2 separate regions of the Mus musculus genome follow, and region 1 is linked to region 2. A link is a contact called in ENCODE Hi-C or POLR2A ChIA-PET data. All regions are on one chromosome and are shown on one strand. Each heading gives the region's core, a stretch centred on a gene start or an enhancer-like site at or near the end of the contact. The rest is flanking DNA. Distances are from core to core; before and after follow the strand shown. Region 1 has its middle 7.4 kb from the start of Gm42211. Region 2 holds the start of Spry1 (sprouty RTK signaling antagonist 1).

Region 1 (4,992 bases), core at 1,464-3,963, 47 kb before region 2:
GAGTTCACCTGCTGCCACCAAGGTTTTGAAAACTGCTTCAAGTGTTTTGGGTTGTAGACTTAGCATCCTTCTTCTGACATCTGGGGGGCATTCCCTGACCATGAAGGCCAGCTTTCTGACCTCTGCACTGGGATAGCCCTTTCCTGAGTACCTAAATCTAGATTAAACCCTATGCATCTAAAACCACAGGTGAATTCTACCTTCCTAGCCAGTCTGTCTGTCTGTCTGTCTGTTCGTCCACTTGTTTAGGAGTGTCATCTACCTAGCCCCTACAGATAGCCACACTCAGGTAAAAAGTCCCCATCTCTGTGGTTTCAAATGACTGTTCCTACTGTAAAAAGAAGCCAGACTTCACAGAGAAAGGGCTTCTCAGCCTCATATTAAGTCCCAAGAATTCCAGCCAATTATTCTTTACAATATCAGGCTAGCTAGTTATTTGCAACTATTCTGCTCTTATAAAAAATAATACATCTTAGTTTTATAATCACATTTTTGTTGGCATCTCCAGTAACCGAAAATGAATCTGTATCTCTTAGCAGGTATCTTAAATTCCCATTTACAAGTGGAAAGGCTGACTGAATGGTCCTGGCTGACATTACAGTCCTTACTTCAGAATACCATTAAAAAAAAAATCCAACACCATTTGAAATAGAAAATTTCAAAAAATAATGGCAATATTTTATAGCCAGTCCCATGAATATTATAAGGGGCCACACCTTGAAACTTCATTTTTAACTTAAAAATACAAGCCACACAACTCCAAGTGATTAATTTTAACTTTTAGGAACATTTTATTGTATTTTTCCTGAGGATTTTTACTCAAAATTTTCCACGTCTGGCTTTTCCCACTGTGTGTTAGCTCCGGTCTCTGACAAGCCTTCTAACTGTACTCACAGATAATGGGAGGCTGGAGGGGGTGTGGAGGGGGTGAGTGAATGATTGATTGGCTGAGATAGGAACTGTGGGAGAGAGACTGGGGAAGACAATAGGGCCTCATATGTCCAAAGCTTCCTTTCCAGGATGGTCTGCTTTTCTTTCTATTGTGAGAAAACACTGACCAAAGGAGCGAAGGTTTATTTGTCTTACACTTCCAGGACACAGCCCATTACTGAGGGAGGTCAGGGCAGGCACTCAAACAAGAACTTGAAGCAGGAACCATGAAGGGACTCTGCTTGATGACTTGTTCTCGGGCTCACATTCAGCTGGCTTTCTTACATAGCCTGGGACCACCAGTCTAGGGATGGTACCACCCACAGTGGGCTGAGCACTCCTACATCACTCAACAGTCAGGACAGCTTCCTATCCGTGATCTCACTGGCCAATGTGATCTCACGATTGATGGGTCCCTTCTCTGGTAAATCCAGGCTGTGCCAAGTTGACAGGGAAAGCTAACTAGGATGGCCAGACTTCTCCAGTCAGGGTGTCAAGACTGCAGGGGCATTGACTGCATCTTCTATAACGCTGAGAGTCTGCCTTCTCTGGAGTAGGAGCCACCGTGCTGCTCCCTAAGGACCATCCATGTCCTCTCACCTTGCCTCTGCTGCATGGAGTGACTCCGCAGGACCCTCCATCTCAAACACACCACCAATGTGTCACACGCCTTCCCTTTCTCTGTCCCTCCCTCCCTTTTGTCTCCCTTCCCCTGTACCTGGGCCCATCTTAGTAGCAGATATGAAGGAGGATGTAAAAGCAAAGGCCGCTGTCCCTGGTGTCCTGTAATTGAAGGAACTCTTGGACAGAAGTCCTTCCTCTCTGAGTCCTGTGCTGTTATCCACCAGCGACCCTTCACAAAGTTGGTGCTATGCCCTCTATGACCGCTGTGGAGCTTGTGTAAAGTTCCCCAGGTCTGCTTTGGTCTTCAGGTGGGGGTCAGAGCACAAAAAGCACTGAGAGGTTCAAGTAGGGAATAGTGACCTTCTGGAGTAGATTTAGTTTCAGTGATTTAGGGCAACTCCTGTTGTGGACTTAAAACTTAAAATAATAATAATTAATAATCAAGGCATTAAACCTGGCTTAGTGCTGACTGGATGTCCAGCACTCGGAAGGGAAGCAAGATCACATGTTCAAGGTCATCCTCTGATGCGTGGTTAAGTTTGGACAGAGGAAAGAACTTAGGACCAAAGCCGTGTCAGGAAACACAAGTCAAACCAAGTACTGCTGCCTGCACAGCGTGAATGAGAGTGCTTGCTGAAAGCTGCAGTCCCTTTATGCATACCGTGATAATCCCCAAGTGCCTTTGCAGTTCTACAATCTCCTGGCATCTCCTCTGCCCCAAAGCTATACACACTTAATGCATGCTCAGTGTAATAAGACTATGCGGGAGAAGTCTCTGATGGACGAGTTCTGAACAAGTCCTTTTAAGGACTTGACGAATGGGTGAAATTCTAAGAGGAAGGAGCGATGTCACCAAGATGCCTGAGAGGAGGGCAGAGGGCGGGCAACTCTGCCGACCGGCAAGCAGCACTTACACAGGTAATCAGGTTTCTGCCTATGGAACGGAAAGAAGTTTCGGTTGGATCCGGTTCAACAGGACACGAGCCGGAAGGGCGGCTTTAGTCCTCTGATGTAAGACGTTATGTAAGTCAAACAAATGCGCCCGTCTTTCAGGAATGCCCCACACAAGCTGCACGAACCTTCCTTCGGGAGACAGCCAGGGTGAGAATGTTTGTCCACGCTGGGTTGGCAGTGCGCCTGCCTTGCACAACCCTCTCTGGAATCCATTACCACGCCCTGCCCCCAGCTCTCTCTGCATTCGGTGCAGGGCACTGACCCACATCAAAGTGGAGCCTTGTGGCTCCTACGTCCCCAGTGTGACAGGGAAGCTCCCTCTGCTGCAAGCAAGCCCACCTTGTCCTCACTCCTGTCTCTAATTGTGATTCTTAAGCCAACTTGGAGGAAAGAAATCCCAGCGAGGATGAGCAAATACGAGACTGAAAGAATAAAGGATAAAGACACGACCTTGTCTGGTTAGCATCCCCACCCTTAGCAACACCACAAAGTAGCGATGATCTGCAAGTTCAGCACCCAGGAGTCAAATGCAGGAGGGTCATGAGTGCCCGGCCAACTGGACCACATCCTGAGTTCCGGGCCCCTAGGGTTACATTGTTAAGACTTAGATTCCAAACAAAAGAGAATCAGACCTTCACTCCCTAAAAGCTACTAAGGAGCATGCCTCAGGTTAGAGCCAAATCAGCCTTTCCCTTGTCTTGGTATGATAAGACAAATTCAGTCCACACCATAAAAACCTTTAAAAAGCCATTGCTTTTGTACAATCCAGAGAGTGATCTATCTACATTAGCCATATTTTGAGGTTTGAATGGGTATGTTTTTTAAGTATACAAGTCAAAAGAAAAGAGGGAGGGAGAGAGAGGGAGGGAGGAAGGGAAAGAATCAGAAAGAGATTGAGTGGGTGAGCAAACATTGGCTAATTGACTGCTCAAAACACCCAGCAGAATTACACCGGGTAAGTCAAGGGGTCCGCTAACGTTCCTTCTCCCAGTGATCTTTCTCGCACTGTTGAACTTCCGGCTGTTCCTCCCCACTACAGACATTTTTATATTAGGGGGATAAACAATCGCATCCTCTCTTCTAGTTGTTCTCAGGGACAGTGTTTTCATTCCTGAGCTGTTTGTCGATTTTCTCTCTATCACAGACTCAGAAGGCAGCCAATCTCCAGACCTTGGGGGTGGGCACTTTGAGACAAATCTGTTTAGGTATGAAATGGGGCTGGCAACCCCACCTCCAGGCTCATCTTCTTGGTGAGTTCAAACAGCACATGACAATTTAACATCGTGCCCCTTACGGTTACATCACAAAAGTCAACAATCCCAGGGTCATTTAAAGGAGGGGTTAGATTGATCTCAGACCAATCACTACCAAATAAGGAGGGCTTATCAGTGAACTTCTAACCTCTTCTTTCTCGAAGGCCATATTTGTTACATCTGGGGACTGTGACCACTGAAGAGAGCAGCAACAATTATGAGCGAGGGCACGGGGTCCTCACTGCTCGCTGATGCTCCTGTACCCCTCACCCTCGCTTCATGGTAGAGGTGGCATGTCCCCAGCTTCTGAGCAACATAGTCAGTTTTCCCCTCAGCTGGCATTTGTGGCTCTCATCCTCACGTCTCAGCTCCTGAAGCGAGCCAAAAGCTTCCTACTGCTTTTATTTGGAAGTCTACACAGACACTGTGTCTCCAGGAGTCTGCTTTTTTTTTTTTTTTTTTTTTTTTTCCCCTAGACTGCTGTCATGCACGATTGTCATTAATCTTCTGGTCACTTCTAGCTCAGCTTGAAGAGTGGTTTTCCTCACTGGTGGCCAGGTATGCCCTAAGGTGGCATTTTATGGAAGTGGGGGAAAGAGATAGACAGACAGACAGATAGACAGACAGACAGACAGACAGACAGGTTCTCCCATTGAAGCTACACCCGATACTGCAGAAGCATTTGAAATCACAAGCTTTGACTTGAAGGTCATCTGGAGTCAGACTCCCAGAACACGCTCCTCTTCTTTCTTCTTCCTTCTTCTTCCTTCTTCCTCCTTCTTCCTCCTTCTTCCTCCTTCTTCCTCCTTCTTCCTCCTCCTTCTTCCTTCTTCTTCCTTCTTCCTCCTTCTTCCTCCTTCTTCCTCCTTCCTCCTCCTTCTTCCTCCTTCTTCCTCCTTCTTCCTTCTTCTTCCTTCTTCCTCCTTCCTCCTCTTCCTCCTCTCCCTCCTCCTCCTCCTCCTCCTCCTCCTCCTCCTTCTTCTTCTTCGGAAGCACTGGCTTCCTTATGGGCAAAGTGGGAATGACAGTGCAAATTACCCGGTCCAGATCTGCAACTGAAGTCCTAAAAGCTCCAAAATCAGAACTGTCCTGAGCACCTGCACCAGGTGACATGGGTCAGATTCCTCAGCTGTCTCGGTGGTAGACTATCAAACTACACACAGTATAGTCTATCAGAACGTGTCCAGGCTGCATGGAGGAGGTAAACAGAGAGATACAGGACTGCCTAGGC
Region 2 (4,590 bases), core at 2,037-4,536:
CTCTCCGCGGAGCAGAGGCACTGCCGATCACAGGCCAGACAGGAGGGCAGGGCCCGGGGGGCCGTACACTCTCCACATTTGCACTTGCCACACTGTTCGCAGATGAACTTGTGCTGGGTGGGGTCCTCTTTCAAGGAGGCCTTCAAGTCTTCCACCAGCAGCTGCTTGGGCTGGGTCCGGATGACCCGATCTGACCTATGACCTGGGATGGGCCTGGTGGGCGGAGACCGTCCTAATAGGCCCTGCTCAGAAGACACACTGCTGCTGCTCCCTGAGCTGGCCGCGCTTCCGGTGCTGGTGGACCTGCTCAGCACCGAGCCCCTGGCGTTGCCCGGGTGGCTGGCAGGTCGGTGCTCGTAGCTGCTATTCACATTGGCTGGTATGATTTCATGAGTCCTTTCCTGCTTTTCGGGTCTTGGTGCAGTGCGAGGAGCAGGTCTTCTCGCTACCGAAGGTCCCTCTGTGTATTCATTGCTGCCTCTGATGGCTTTGATCTGGTCTAGGGACAGAATCGTAGCAGGCTGAGTGTCCCTGTCATAGTCTAACCTCTGCCGGCCTTCCACAGCCGGTGGCTGAATCACCACTAGCGAAGTGTGGCTGCCATGCTGACTTGGGGAATCCATGTGGAGTGATCTCCAGTTCCAGCAGTCAGCGGAAATCTGCCATGCATCTGAAATCCTAAAGAAGAGTGAGAGAGAAAATAAGCGACAGAAAGCGGATTTGGGGGAGAAGGGCTGCTGTCAAGTAACAAATTCCCCAAGCCACCTGGTAATGATCCCCTTCATCGGCTGATTTCAATGATGCCGAAGCCTGGCCAGAGTCCAACTCCAAAAAAAAGATTGCAGAGGACCATATCACAGGAAGACAGCAAAGACCTCATGCCTTAAAAATTAGAAGTTGCTCTCCAGCTTCTAAGAAGCAGAGGAAGTCGTGTCTTCCTGTTTGCAAACCTAACAAATAATTAAAATGAAATATGCCTTCGAAAGAGCAATTCAGTGTGAGCCCTGGAACTGTTCTCAGAGTTCACTGTCAGTTCACTGGCAGTTCACGTAAGGAAAATGTCAGCTACTTTTTAAAGATTAAGAATGGCTTTAGTGCTGTGGCCTCTCGGCCATTTATATGCTGTTACGAGCTTTAGATTAATGAGAAAATTAATCAAGGCAATTTCCAAAACACCGGCTATTCCAAGCTCACTCGGAATCTCAAAAGGCCATTTTCAGCAGAAGTCCGGGTCTGAAGCTAGCTCATCACACAGATCTGTGAGACGAGCAAAGGAAGCTACAAAGAATGAAGAGTGCTCTGCCACAAAGAACACAACCCGGACGGTGTGGACTTAGCTTTCCTTAAAGGTTAATCAAGGCTCCCCCACACAACGAGGATAACTTATGCACAAGTGTCAGCCCTTTAAAGCAGGGAGAGGAGCCCTGGTCTTTTTACATTATATTTAATTCCCTTCATTTATTAGCACGACAGACCTTGATTTTCACAAGCCCTGAATTGACCTGCTTTTTGTAGTAAAATAAATACACTGATAGACAACAAACACAACTTCCATGTCAAAAGGAAATAGCTTCCAATTTATAACGTATTCTTCCTGAGACAGACCAAACTCTTTCGATTCTGTTTCTGGGCAATAGGTATCTAAGATATTTTTTTACACAAATGCCTTCCGAACTCACAGATGCACCTTAATTCAAGAAGGCACCCCTTTGCACTTTTCTGGCATCCAAAGAAAATCAAAACAAATACGTCGGTTTACTATGGATGCTAACTAATGTCCCCAGACTACATATGTGTTAGCTTTTTGGAGGCCCCTCTAAGCTTATAACTACCTTCTCCGCACATGAGATGCACGGCCATAACAGCATGTTGTGGTGCCGAAGCCCTAAACGACACTAGAAAACTGCCCATCCTTGCTCCTGTGCCATATCTATTTTTTAAAAATTTAAAACTCCATAACGAAGACTTTAAATATGCCAAGTCTCATCCACAAGAAAGGAAGACGTGGGCACGGCTTGTTTGAGTTATGAAACCCCTAGGCACGGCTTTAATTTGCATTTTACAGGGCATTCCCAAGCAAGTTCGCTCAGGCGGAGCACCTAGGCACCCCGCAACTGTCCAGAGCGAAGCCGGTGCGCACCCGCGGACAGCAGTGTGGGTAGCACCGTCGGGCGCTTGGGCCCCACGCCGAGACCTCAGGGGCACCGAGCCGCGGCAGGTCCGGCCGGATAAAGTTATGAATGAAAACAGCTCGCGGGCGGGAGGAGGCAGCGCCCTCTCCCCGCGTCCCGCGGCACTGCGCTCCGAGCACAGGCGGGCGCTGGGTCCCCAGCGCCATCGGGTGCCGCGCGCTTGGCACGGGCTGCGCGAGGACCGCCAGGACCGCCCGGCCCGCCCCGGCCCGCACCTGCCGCCCGCACTCACCTCGGCCTCCGCGGCGCCGGCCGGGGGCGCCGAGCGGGCGGAGCGCGCGCCGCATCAAGCGCGGCGGGGCGGCCGGGCGCGCATGGCCCGCGCTGCGGCCTCGGCGGCCCCCGGGCAGGGGCGCTTCTCCGCGGTTGGCGGCGGCCGAGGGCGGCTCGGGGACATCCGCCGGGTGCGCGCGGCGCCCGCTCCACAGCACCGTCCCGTCCCGGTCGTCAGGCGCGCGGCCCGGCGTCGTCCCGGGCTCTCGGGTCCCCGCAGGTCCGCGTCCCCGCAGTCGCCACGCCGGCTGCAGACGAGCAGAGACAGAAACACGTGAGTCCCTTGCCAGCCCGGGACGCTGTCCTGCTCGCCGAGATGGACAGCCACGAGCCCCGGACACACACGGCCGTGCACGTTTTGCCCCCACGGAATGCCCCGCAGTCCAAAGCGCGTCCGAGAGACGCGTCTGCGCGAGGCAAGCCCGCACGCAGGGACGGGAAAAGTCAGGTCTGGCACGAGCGCCCGGCGGGTCGGTCCCCAACAATGCGCACAGACACGCGGGTGCGCGGCGGTGCCAGCCCGCGTTCGCACACGCGTAACTCGCTGCCTGGCTACGGAACTCGCTGCAGGGCCGACCGCAAAGCGCCGGGCACAGAGCTAGAGCCAGCTCCGAAAACGTCCAGCTCCTCGAAAATAAAATAAAATAAAGCACCATTCTCACCTGATCTTGCCAGGTCCTCGGCGGGAGGGGAAGGCTCTTACCTAGTGCAGAGCCTGGGGCCGGCCCTCCCGGCACATGCACGCCGCTCGCAGCCGCTCCTTAGCCCGCAGAGCTCTGGCTGCGGGGCCGCCGCAAACCCCTGCGTGCTGAGCACTCGCGCGCGGGCTCCGCAGCATTTCAGCGTCGCCGCCACCTCCACCTCCACGCCGGGACCCGCCCCCGGTGATATCATGTGTCAATCACGCGGGCTGCACGAAAACCCGGAGCAGGATTTCAGCGATCGTGGATGTGGACTCGAGGACGCTCTAACAAAAGTCGATTGCCTGCAGGAGTCCTGCGAGCGCAACTGGGGAGGAGCGGGCATTCCAGGGCCCCTGTCAGTCGTGAGCTGTCAGCCTCCAATTTAAGGGGACTGGTGCAGCCACCCTTAGAGTTGAGTTTAAAAAGAGTTGTGAAGAACATTTAAAAAACAATAACAAACCACCAACAACAACGGAAAAAAAAATGTGTACACCATGACACCGTGCCCCCAGATAAAGGGAAAAGTGCAAAGTTCAGATCATGCGAAATATGAAAGTTTCAGAAAGAACAGTCATTTTTGCAAATGTAATATAATTACACACTAAAGGGTGGGATTTCCTGCTGTGGGGTTTTAGTGATTGCTCCATTTGGTTTGTGATACGATCCCTAAAATTACACGGGGGGAGGGGAAGGGGAGAAAACGGGGCCCAAGTTCTTCCTGCTTTGTAATGTTTGTATAATTTTGTCCAAAACACCAATGCATTTTAAATGAAATAAAATAAGCATAACTCATCAGGAAGTTTTAGCTTTAGCCATATGTCTGTCACGGGGTGGGGGACTTTAGTAAGCTGGGAATGCTTTTTGCGTCTTTACATACTATGGAATTTGGTTATTTATTATATGGACGCTATAGCTCAGGATGTAGTGAAAAGGGCTGTATGTGGAATTAAAAATTCCATAGAGTTTTAAAAATAACCTAAGACCCCCAAAATATTGATAGAAAATATTTTTCCAGGGAATTTTATCAGGAATGGTATTTGATAAACAAAAACTCCATGATCTAAATCACCTGTGAATGTGAGTTAGGATATTTTGGGTTCAAAGTAATTTTTTTTTTAAGTCTTAACAATTGCAGTGAGTTTTTATAAAGTTTTTGTTGTTGTTGGCATAATGCATTTGCAAGCTTTTGAATGTTTTTAGAATTCACGGTTATGTGTGGAATTACATGCAAGGAACCCAGGACACTCCCTATGAAGAAGATCAGCAGTAAGAAAGTGCACTAGAAGGTAATAGAACGTATTAAAAGCCAAGAAGCTGTTTGTTCACCCTTCATGCAAGGGGATGTGTTAAAGTCATATTTTCAAATGTAGAGTTGGTGGGGCTTTTGTGTCTTGTCTATTTTTCACAGATGTAGGAGCATAATGAGGTTTCTCCAGTGGATC

The links. A loop is a pair of places that touch in the nucleus more often than their neighbours do. ChIA-PET counts read pairs that join two places held with the same protein, here RNA polymerase II (POLR2A).
Region 1: a loop to region 2 is called in a map of left cerebral cortex, with 5 times the contacts of the local background. The contact joins the enhancer-like site here to the promoter of Spry1 in region 2. A Hi-C loop is called at or near these places in 4 of 37 maps with a recorded cell type or tissue (T-helper 17 cell, left cerebral cortex and regulatory T cell). POLR2A ChIA-PET finds 5 or more read pairs at or near these places in 3 of 5 experiments (Patski and embryonic stem cell).

Annotation. Positions count from the first base shown.
Region 1 is chr3:37,684,997-37,689,988 of GRCm38, reverse strand. No RefSeq gene overlaps it. Among named protein-coding and RNA genes, the nearest start is that of Gm42211, 7.4 kb to the left of the region's middle. Within about 2 kb of position 2,713, at least 1 of the 3 ENCODE cell types and tissues checked has a DNase peak (open chromatin) inside an H3K27ac peak, as active enhancers do.
Region 2 is chr3:37,638,643-37,643,232 of GRCm38, reverse strand. It overlaps Spry1 (sprouty RTK signaling antagonist 1), which reads right to left and starts at 3,286. Exons shown (of 3, transcript NM_011896.3): 1 at 3,128-3,286; 2 at 2,425-2,713; 3 at 1-678. The coding sequence starts at 623.